Linked DNA regions of Homo sapiens: region 2 is linked to region 1. Evidence: read pairs that join two places in POLR2A ChIA-PET (ENCODE). Cell type or tissue: B cell. All regions are shown on one strand. Links, peaks and the distances in the headings refer to the core of each region. The heading gives the core; the rest is flanking DNA.

Region 1 (5,377 bases), core at 280-5,279:
AAGGTTGTGCAAATATCACCACTATCAAATTCCAGAAATTTTTCATTACCCCAAAAAGAAGCTCCATACCCATTAGCAGTCATTCCCTGTTCCTCTCACCCCACAAGCACTGATCTACTTTCTGTCTCTATGAGTTAGCCTACTCTGTACATTTCATACAAGTGGAATCATTAAAAGGTGGCCTTTCATGTTTGGCTTCTTTCACTAAGCATAATGTCTTCAAGGTTCGTCCATGGTGCAGCATATATCAGTACTCTCTTTTTGGCTGTATAATATTTTATTTGTGAATATACCACATTTTGTTTATCCATTTATCAGTTGATAGACATTTGGGTTGTTTTATGAATAATGCTGCTATGAACTTTTTTTAACGTAATTTTTAATTTTCTTTGAGACAGAGTCTTGCTTTGCTGCCCAGGCTGGAGTGCAGTGGTGCAATCTTGGCTCACTGTAACCTCCACCTCCCAGGCTCATGTGATTCTCATGCCTCAGCCTCCTGAGTAACTGAGATTAAAGGCTTGCACCAGCACGCCTGGCTAATTTTTGTAGTTTTAGTAGAGACAGGGTTTCGCCATGTTGGCCAGGCTGGTTTGAACTCCTGGGCCTATGTTATCTGCATACCTCTGCCTCCTAAAGTGCTAGAATTACAGGGGTGAGCCACTGCACCCAACCTGCTATGAACATTCTTTTTTTTTTTTTTTTTTTTTGAGATGGAATCTCGCTGTTGCCCAGGCTGCAGTGCAGTGGCACAATCTTGGCTCACTGCAACCTCCCTCTCCCAGGTTCCAGCAATTCTCCTGCCTCAGTCTCCCAAGTAGCTGGGATTACAGGCACATACCACCATACCTGGCTAATTTTTGAATTTTTAGTAGAGACGGGGTTTCACCATGTTGGCCGGGCTTGTCTTGAACTCCTGACCTCAGGTGATCCGCCCTCCTCGGCCTGTCAAAGTGCTGGGATTACAGGCGTGAGCCACTACACGGGACCTGAACATTCTTAACAAGACTTTTTTTTTTTTTTTTTAAATGATCGTAGGCCAGGCGCGGTGGCTCAGGCCTGTAATCCCAGCACTTTGGGAGGCCAAGGCGGGTGGATGACGAGGCCAGGAGATCGAGACCATCCTGACTAACACAGTGAAACCTCGTCTCTACTAAAAATGCAAAAAATGAGTCGGGCGTGGTGGCGGGCGCCTGTAGTCCCAGCTACTCGAGAGGCTGAGGCTGGAGAATGGCGTGAACTTGGGAGGCGGAGCTTGCAGTGAGCCGAGATCTCGCCACTGCACTCCAGCCTGGGCGACAGAGCCAGACTCCATCTCAAATAAAATTTAAAAAAAAAAAGATCGTTTGCTTTTTATTGATACAAAATATTTTATGTATTTATGGGGTACATGTATTTGTTACATAAATAGAACATGTTTTGATTAGCCGGGCGTGGTGGCACGCGCCTGTAGTCCCAGCTACTGGGGAGGCTGAGGCAGGAGAATCGCTTGCAACCGGGAGGTGGAGGTTGCAATGAACCAAGATCGTGACACTGCATTCCAGCCTGGGCGACAGAGCAAGACTCCATCTCAAAAAAAAAAAAAAAAAAAAAAAAAGAACATGTAATGATCAAGGCAAGGTATTGGAGGCATGTATCACTTTGACTTTTATCATTTATCATTTCTATGTGTTGATAACATTTCAAGTCCTCTCTTCTAACTACTTTGAGATACACTATACAGTGTTGCTAACTACAGTCACCCTACTCTGCTATTAAATATTGGGACTTATTTGTTCTATCTAACTGTGTGTTTGTACCCACTAATCAATATCTCTTTATTCCCCCTTCCCACCCACATACTCCTCCCAGCCTCTAGTATCTATCATTCTATTCTCTATCTCTATGAGACCAATTTTTTAGCTCCCACATATGAGCGAGAGCATGTGGCATCTATCTTTCCATGCCTGGTCTCTTTCATTTAACATAATAACCTCCAGTTCCACCCATGTTCCTGCAAATGACACAATTTTATTCTTTTTTATGGCCGTATAGTATTCCATTTTGTATATATGCCATTTTTTTTATCCGTTAGTCCATTGATGGACACCTAGGTTGATTCTGTATCTTGGCTATTGTGAGTAGTCCTGCAATAAGTATGCAAGTGCAGGTATCCCTTTGATATACTGATTTCTTTTCCTTTGGATAAATACCCAGTAGTGTGATTGCTGGATTATATGGTAGTTATATTTTTAGCTTTTTGAGAAATTTCCATACTGTTTTCATTAACTGTGGTACTAATTTACATTCCCACCAACGGTGTATAAGAGATCCCTTTTCTCTTTATTTTGGCCAGCATCTGTTGCTTTTATCTTTTTATAGTAGTCATTATGGGTCAGACGAGGTGGATAATGTCTATAATCCCAGCATATTTGGAGGCTGAGGTGAGAGAATCACCTGAGCCCAGGATTTTGAGACCAGCCTGGGTGACACAGTGCCACTCCATCTCTTTTCTTGTTGTTGTTTTGAGACAGAGTCTCACTCTGTCATCCAGCCTGGTGTGCAATGGTGTGATCTCAATTTACTGCAACTTCCGTCTCTCAGGTTCAAGCAATTCTCCTGCCTTGGCCTCCCAAGTAGCTGGGATTACAGGTACGTGCCACAACACTCGGCTAATTTTTTGTATTTTCAGTAGAGATGGGGTTTCACCATGTTGGCCAGGCTGGTCTTGAACACCTGACCTCAGGTGATCTGCCCACTTCGGCCTCCCAAAGTGCTGGGATTACAGGAGTGAACCACCACACCCAGCCAAGACTCCATCTCTACAAAAACATTAAAAATTAGCCAGGTGTGGTGACTCATACCTGTAGTCTCAGCTATTTGGGAGGCTAAGGTGGGAGAATCACTTGAGCTAGGGAGGTCAAGGCTGCTGTGAGCCATGATTGTGCCACTGCACTTCAGCCTGGGTGACAGAGCGAGACCCTATCTCAAAAAATAAAATAAAATAAAAAAGCCGGGCACGGTGGCTCACGCCTGTAATCCCAGCATGTTGGGAGGCCGAGGCAGGCGGATCACGAGGTCAGGTGGATCATGAGGTCAGGAGTTCAAGACCAGCATGACCAACATGGTGAAACCCCATCTCTACTAAAAAATACAAAAAATTAGCCAGGTGTGGTGGCACACGCCTGTAATCCCAGCTACTCAGGAGGCTGAGGCAAGACAATTGCCCAGGAGGTGGAGACTGCAGTGAGCCGAGATTGCACCTTTGCACTCCAGCCTGGGAGACAGAGGGAGACTCTGTTTCAAAAAAAACCTTTTTTTTTGTAATTAAAAAAAAAATAATAGCCATTCTCAGGCATGGTGGCTCACATCTGTAATCCCAGTGCTTTGGGAGGTTGAGGCAGGAGGATCGCTTGAGGCCAAAAGTTGAAGAGAAGCTGGGCAACATAGTAAGATCCCATCTCTACAAAAATTTTAAAAATATTGGTTACATAAAGAAGTGGAAATTAATTGATTGGGCATTTGTTGAGGGAAGGATAGACAGATGAATAAAAGATATGGGACAGGAAAGAACTGACTTTTGCTGTATTTTATGTTTTCTTTAACATATAATCCATTAATATCCTGTTATTGAAGCAAGGTAATTATTACACCACCAGCACCACACACACATACATAAACACACGAGCGTTAAAGTCATTAGGGAAATGCAAATTAAAACCACAATGAAATGTCACCCCACACCCACTAGGATGGCTACAATTTAAAAAAAAAAAAACAGACAATAACAAGTGTTGGAGAGATTGTGGAGAAATTGAAACCCCCATACGTTGATGGTAGGGATGTAAAATGGTGCAGCCACTGTGGAAAATAGTTTGGTACTTCCTCAAAAAGTTAAACATAGAATTTCCATAAGGCCCATATGATCCAGTCATTCTTTATTATTATTTTATTATTCTTATTTTTTTGAGACAGAGTTTCCCTCTGTCACCCAGGCTGGAGTGCAGTGGTGCAGTCTTGGCTCACTGCAACCTCTGCCACCCAGAGGTTCAAGCAATTTTCATGCCTCAGCCCCCCACGTAGCCAGGATTTCAGGCAAGCACCACCATGCCCAGCTAATTTTAGTATTTTTAGTAGAGATGGGGTTTTGCCATGTTGGCCAGGCTGGTCTCGAATGCTTGAGCTCAAGTGATCCGCCCACCTCGGCCCCCCAAAGGGTGGGATTACAGACATGAGCCACTGCCCCGGCCGTGACCCAGTCATTTTACTCCCAGGTGTATACTCAAGAAAATTGAAAACAAATGTTCATACAAAAGCTTATATACCATATTTGCAAACTATTCATCCAACAAGGGATTAATATCCAGAATATACGAGGAACTCAAACAACTCAACCATAAAAAATAAATAATCCCATTAAAAAGTGGGCTAAGGATATAAATAGTTATTTCAAAAGAAGACATACAAATGACCAACAGGTATATGAAATAAATGCTCAGCATCACTAAACATCAAGGAAATGCAAATCAAAACCACAATGAGATATCATTGTATCCAAAAAGGAATGATTGTCATCATGATTATGATTATTATTGTTATTCTAAGAGACAGGCTCTTGCTCCATTGCCCAGGCTAGAATACAATGGCATGACCATAGCTCACTGTAGTTCAAGCAATCCTCCCACCTCAGCCGCCGCAGTAGTTAGGACTACAGGCATGCACCACCACACCTGGCCAATATTTTAAAATTTTTTTCTAGAGATGGGATCTTGCTATGTTGCCCAGCTGCTCTCCAACTTTTGGCCTCAAGCAATCCTCCTGCTTCGGACCCCCAAAGCATGGGATTGCAGATGTGAGCCACCATGCCTGAGAATGGCTATTACTTTTTATTTTATTTTATTTTTTGAGATAGGGTCTCGCTCTGTCACCCAGGCTGAAGTGCAGTGGCACAATCATAGCTCAAAGCATGGGATTGCAGATGTGAGCCACCATGCCTGAGAATGGCTATTACTTTTTATTTTATTTTATTTTTTGAGATAGGGTCTCGCTCTGTCACCCAGGCTGAAGTGCAGTGGCACAATCATAGCTCACAGCAGCCTTGACCTCCCTGGCTCAAGTGATTCTCCCACCTTAGCCTCCCAAGTAGCTAGGACTACAGGCATGAGCCACCACACCTGGCTAATTTTTTTTATTATTATTATACTTTAAGTTCTAGGGTACATGTGCACAATGTGCAGGTTTGTTACATATGTATACATGTGCCATGTTGGTGTGCTGCACCCATTAACTCGTCATTTACATTAGGTATATCTCCTAATGCTATCCCTCCCCCCTCACCCCACCCCACGACAGGCCCCAGTGTGTGATGTTCCCCTTCCTGTGTCCAGGTGTTCTCATTGTT
Region 2 (5,377 bases), core at 160-5,159, 50 kb after region 1:
AGAGCTTGGCCAGGATGATGGCCCCACGGATGGCGGTGGCCACCTCCTTGGAGCACTTAACACCCAGACCGACATGGCCATTGTAGTCTCCGATAGCAACAAACGCCTTGAACCTGGTGCGCTGGCCGGCACGGGTCTGCTTCTGCACTGGCATAATCTTCAAAACCTCATCCTTGAGAGAGGCCCCCAGGAAAAAGTCAATGATCTCAGATCCCTTAATGGGCAGAGAGAAGAGATAGATCTCCTGCAGGGACTTGATCTTCATGTCCTTCACCAAGCGGCCCAGCTTGGTGACAGGCATCCACTCCTTATCCTCGGCCTTGCCTCAGCAAGCTCCGCAGCTTCGGCCCGGGCCCCGTCCACGGCCATGACCCCGGCCCCGGATGCCACTGCCGAAACCTCCGCGGAAGGCACCAGAGTTCCCCATCCCAGGGCCACCAGGGCCTCCAGGCCCCCCCGCTGCACCAGTGTCATCCGCCATTTGGTGTTTTCTCGGAGAAGAAGCTCGTAAACATTTTTTAAAGGTTATGGTAAATTTTATGTTACATATACTTTACCGTAGTTTTACAAAAGGGTTATATAACATGTTGGGAGATGAGTGCTGTGAAGAAAAGAAATAAAGCTGGCTCCAGAAGGTTAGAATAAGGGTGCAATTCACAAATGGGTGGACAGGGTAGGCCTTACTGAGAAGGTGGCATCCATGCCAAAGGCCTGAATGAGAGGAGGGAGTTGGCCTTTTAGACATCTGAGGCAAGAGTGGACCGGGCAAAGGGAATAGTCAGTGCAAAGGTCTTCAGATAGGTGCGTATCAGGCCTAAGGAAGGGCAAGGCCAGGAGGGCTCGAGTAAAGAGAACGGGGAGATAGAATTAGGAGATGAGGCGGGAGTGGAAATGGAACTTCTGAAAGGCCACTGGAGGTGCCTTGGCTCTAGTTCACAGGATTGAAGTAACTTTGAGACTTGGTTGATACTAAAATGTCAAACAGTGTTTGGGACACTAAGTGCTATAATGATCACATCAGGGAAGCTCAGCAGGAGAGTTGGCATGCGTAACTAATGCAGGCCACACCAGGGGAGCTGTAGAAAGCCCTGGGCTGGGAAGGAGACCTCAGGTCCAGCTGTTGCAGCCTCCCCATGGGACCCTGCTTGACATCTGGTCTCTCACACACTGGCCTTGAGAACTCCAGGCAAAGTGACTATCAAAGTCTTTCTGGTTTGGCCAGGAATGGTGGCTCACGCCTGTAATCCCAGCACTTTGGGAGGCCGAGGCAGGAGTATTGCTTGAGGCTGGGAGTTTAAGAACAGCCTGGGCAACATAACAAGACCCCATCTCTATATATGTGTTTTTTTGTTTTTTGTTTTTAATCAGAAAAAAGGAAAAGGGCCAGGTGCAGTGGCTCACGCCTGTAATCCCAGCACTTTGGGAGGCCGAGGCGGGCAGATCACAAGGTCAGGAGATCGAGACCATCTTGGCTAACACGGTGAAACCTCGTCTCTACTAAAAATACAAAAATTAGCTGGGAATGGTGGCGGGCGCCTGTAGTCCCAGCTACTCAGGAGGCTGAGGCAGGAGAATGGCGTGAACCCAGGAGGTGGAGCTTGCTGTGAACTGAGATCACGCCAGTGCACTCCAGTCTGGGCGACAGAGCGAGACTCTGTCTCAAACAAACAAACAAAAAAAGCGGGGGGGGGGGGGGGGGGGCGGGGGCGGGAAGAAAAGTCTTCCTGGTTTCAAGAAGAGGATTTAAATGTAGGCTTAAAGCAGGGGTTGCCCTGAGGCCCAGGAGGAGAGAGAGCTACAGGGTTCACAAACCCTGACAGACCCAGTTTCTTCCTACACTGAAAGGAAAGGGGGTTCCAGGTCTCCAGGCCTGGCCTGAGGAGGGGTCAGGTGGTATGGATGGAGAGGTCTGGCCAGGCATGGTGATGTTCATGCCTTTAATCCCAGCACTTAGGGAGGCAGAGGCAGGAGAATAGCTCCAGCCCAGGAGTTTGAGACCAGCCTGAGCAACATAGCCAGACCCCATTCACCACAAAAAGGAAAAAAAGTTTGGACAGGGAGGTCATATGCACACCAGCCTTCAGCCCACGAGCCATCCCGCGTGCAGGCATACACAGGCACCACCAGCCACAGAAGCATGTGCACACAGGCACCTGCTAGATCAGAAACCAGCCTGAAGGGCCCCCAGCAACTTCCCCAAACTGGCTGCCACGCCTGCCCAGGAAGTTGCTCAGTTCCTACATGCCACAGGGAAGGCCTGCCCACCTCCACCTCTCTTGACTCTGTCTCCTCAGGGAACAAGAGCTCCTCATCAGCCTTTGTCAAACACTCCATCCTCTGCTCATAAGCAGCTGAGCAGCTGCTGCTGAGGAACCCAGTGTAACTGGGAGTAACCCGGCCTGCAGCCACCATCCCTGGGAGCGGCTGCCTCCCATTGGCTGGGCCTCATGAGGCGACGTGGCAGCAGAGCCTCCCCTTCTACTGGCTGCCAGGGAGGCGGGCACAGGGCCAAGTCTCACGGGCTGGCGCCGGGGGAGCCCTGAGCAGCCTGCACAGGTAAGGCAGGCTGTCCTGCCCCCGGCCCTGAAGACTGGATCAAAGGCTCCAACCTGGGCCTTAGCCAGGGGCTGGCAGGATTGGGGTGGGTGGGGGGCCTCGTGGGAAAGGAAGCTGTAGTGGGGGAAGGGGTTGCGGGAAGAGCTTTGAAGGCCGGAGGCCAGGTATGGGCGCCCCTGGGGCAGGAAGGCGCCCACTTAAGCCTGGATGGGCTGGAGATGAAAGGGGTATGCCCCCCCACACCCTGAAGCAGGATGTCCTGGAGGGAACCAGAGCCCCCGCCTGACAGCCTATCCTGTGCGTCTCCCCTGCCGTCTGATCCGATCCGTGGCACCACCTCCGCCTACTTTGCCCCTGAAGCTGAGTAGCACAGGCTTTGTACCAAGGGAGAAGGTAATTTACGTCATCCAAGGTGCCAAAGGTTATGGGTTTGCTACCCCATTCCGGGTATTACCCCATCCCCTGCTCTGCCAGGAGCCACCCTGAAGGGGTGCCAAATTATTTATCACTGTGCTGTTGGAGGGTCCCACATGGAGGTAGAGATGCAGCAGGCTGGGCCTGAAGTCTAATTCCCAGCCCAGGATTCTGCAGTTCCCCTGGTGTGGCCTGTACTAGGGACCACATGCCAGCTCTCCTGCTGAGCTTCCCTGAAGTGGTCATCATAGCACTTAGTGTCCCAGACACTGCTTGGTATTTTAGTATCAACTTATTTAAGTCTCAAAATTACATCAACCTTATGAAGTAGAATTAAGTCAGGCACTGTTCTAAGAACGTCAAAAAAAAAAATTAATCCACCACAACTCTGTGAGTGTGAGATAGGTATAACTATTATCCCCATTTTAGATGAAGAAACTTGAGACTCAGAGATGTGAAGTGACTCAGCTCTAAGTAGGGAAATTGGGATTTCAACCCAGACAGGGGCCGGGCATGGTGGCTCACACCTGTAATCCTAACACTTTGGGAGGCTGAGGCGGGAGGACACCTTGAGCCCAGGAGTTCAAGGCCAGCCTAGGCAATATAGTGAGACGCTGTCTCTACAAATAATAATTTTAAAAGATTAGCCAGGTGTGGTGGCACGTGCCTGTAGTCGCAGCTACTCGAGAGGCTGAGGTGGGAAGATCACTTGAGCCCAGGAGTTCTAGGCTGCAGTGAGTTATGATCACACCACTGCACTCCAGCCTGGGTGACAGAGCGAGACCCTGTCTCTAAAAAAAAAAAAAAGAAAGAAAGATAGAAAGAAAGAAAGAGAAAGAAAGATAAAAATAATAAAATAAGCCCAGGCAGGCTGGCTCCAGAGTACAACTGCTTAACCACTCTTAAGTACTACCTCGGCCACTGCAGGAAGTGATAGAGTGGGAGAATTCAGAATTCCAGCTTCACCAAGGGGAATGAGTGGACCCTGGGGAGGAATGAGGCCTGAGCTGCCCAGCCTAGCACTTTGGCTGTCCTGGAAATGAACTGGCTGAGCATGCCAGTGCCCGTGCTCAGGGTAGCTGATGCCTCGGATGGGGTTTCAACACCCTTGGGCTTTTAACTCCTTCCTTCTCCTCACCCTTCTGCCTGTGACAAGACAGAGAGAAGGACCAAGGAGCAGATATGCTGGAAGTCCTGCCTTGTGCCACCTCGAAGGGGCATATTCTACTCACCAGGGCATAAGGCGACCCAGGCAGGTCCAGGGGGATTTGCTGATGCAGAGGCCCACCAGGGGGTCTGTGATGGCATCCCAGGCTCGGCCCACAAACAGGATGATGGAGGCAGAGAAAGGGCCCACCTGGAATGAGGAGAAGCAAAAGACAACTTCCTCATCCTTCTACTCGCCTCAACTCTCACTGGTAGGCAGAAGCAGAGGCTCCCTCCCTATCTCAGCCAGGATCTTGTGACCCTGAGCTGCTCCCACATGGACCTTACACATCTTCACTTGCCTTGTTAATAATGACAATAGCATTTCTCCAATAACAGTAGCACTGGGTGCCTCCTTAGAAGCTTTCCCAGCTCTGTCTCCTTAATTGCTTCCCTCCACTGCCCTTGAAAACATTCCCATCAATTCAAATGAATCCACAAACATTTCCTTCCCTCCCTCTCTCAGCCCTGAGCTCCTGACCACCTGATATCAGAATGAGCATTCACGGGGTGAACACAGTGTGCTTCAGTGTTCCCATCTGTATAATGGGAGTTATGAGCTCTACCTTACAGGTTCAAGCTCTATCTTGGATGTGGAAAAAGGAGCCTATAGATGCTTTTTAAAAAGGGACTTGTCACTACCCACTCAAGTTATCCCCCTCCCCGCCCCAAAACCCCCCAGGCCCTAAATACAGACTCTCCAGACTCCTCCTTATCCATCAAAGCCCTGCTATTGCTATTTCTCTGGGGAGTGGGTATTCTTCCCCATACCATAGTCTCCCTAGTCTAACCCCCCAACCCCAGCTCTAACACCCACTACAACAGGTTTACACTTTGACTGCAGGTTCCTCATATTTACACCCCACCCAAGGCCCAGCCCATGGGAGTTACTCAAAAATTAGCTGCTGAAGTTTTTTGTTCCTTCTGGAGTTCAGTGTTCCCCCTCTGTAAATGGATACAACTAAGATGCGATGCTTGCCAAGTTAGATGCTACACAGAGAAGACAGCTGGTGCAGGAGCCCCGGTAGTCATGGCTATTCTGCCTCCCACTCTCCCATCCAGACAGGGTGAATTCTCAGGATGCCAGGCTTCTGGCCAAGGCTTCTCAATGCACAGAATAGTCCTGTTTCACCCTAAGTACCCCTCCCAGTCAAAGACCCTGTGTACTGGGGCATTCTAACTTAGCCTGGCACCTAAGTGC

Evidence for each region. Peaks named below come from ENCODE experiments on the same cell type or tissue, not always from the same donor. Only the 100,000 strongest peaks of a DNase experiment are listed, where the experiment ranks them.
Region 2: POLR2A ChIA-PET joins it to region 1 with 10 read pairs; 6 of 35 experiments call an interaction of 5 or more read pairs at or near these places.

The regions. Positions count from the first base shown.
Region 1 is chr1:40,008,027-40,013,403 of GRCh38, reverse strand. No RefSeq gene overlaps it. Among named protein-coding and RNA genes, the nearest start is that of CAP1, 30 kb to the left of the region's middle. In B cell, for the core only: no CTCF peak of the experiment used is centred there; no DNase peak of the experiment used is centred there.
Region 2 is chr1:39,957,651-39,963,027 of GRCh38, reverse strand. MFSD2A (MFSD2 lysolipid transporter A, lysophospholipid) reads right to left here. Exons shown (of 14, transcript NM_032793.5): 3 at 4,203-4,327. It also overlaps the pseudogene RPS2P12. Among named protein-coding and RNA genes, the nearest start is that of MFSD2A, 5.2 kb to the right of the region's middle. RefSeq lists an enhancer at 2,252-2,361. In B cell, for the core only: no CTCF peak of the experiment used is centred there; a DNase peak (open chromatin) is centred at 2,197; H3K4me3 peaks cover 479 bases; H3K27ac peaks cover 2,101 bases.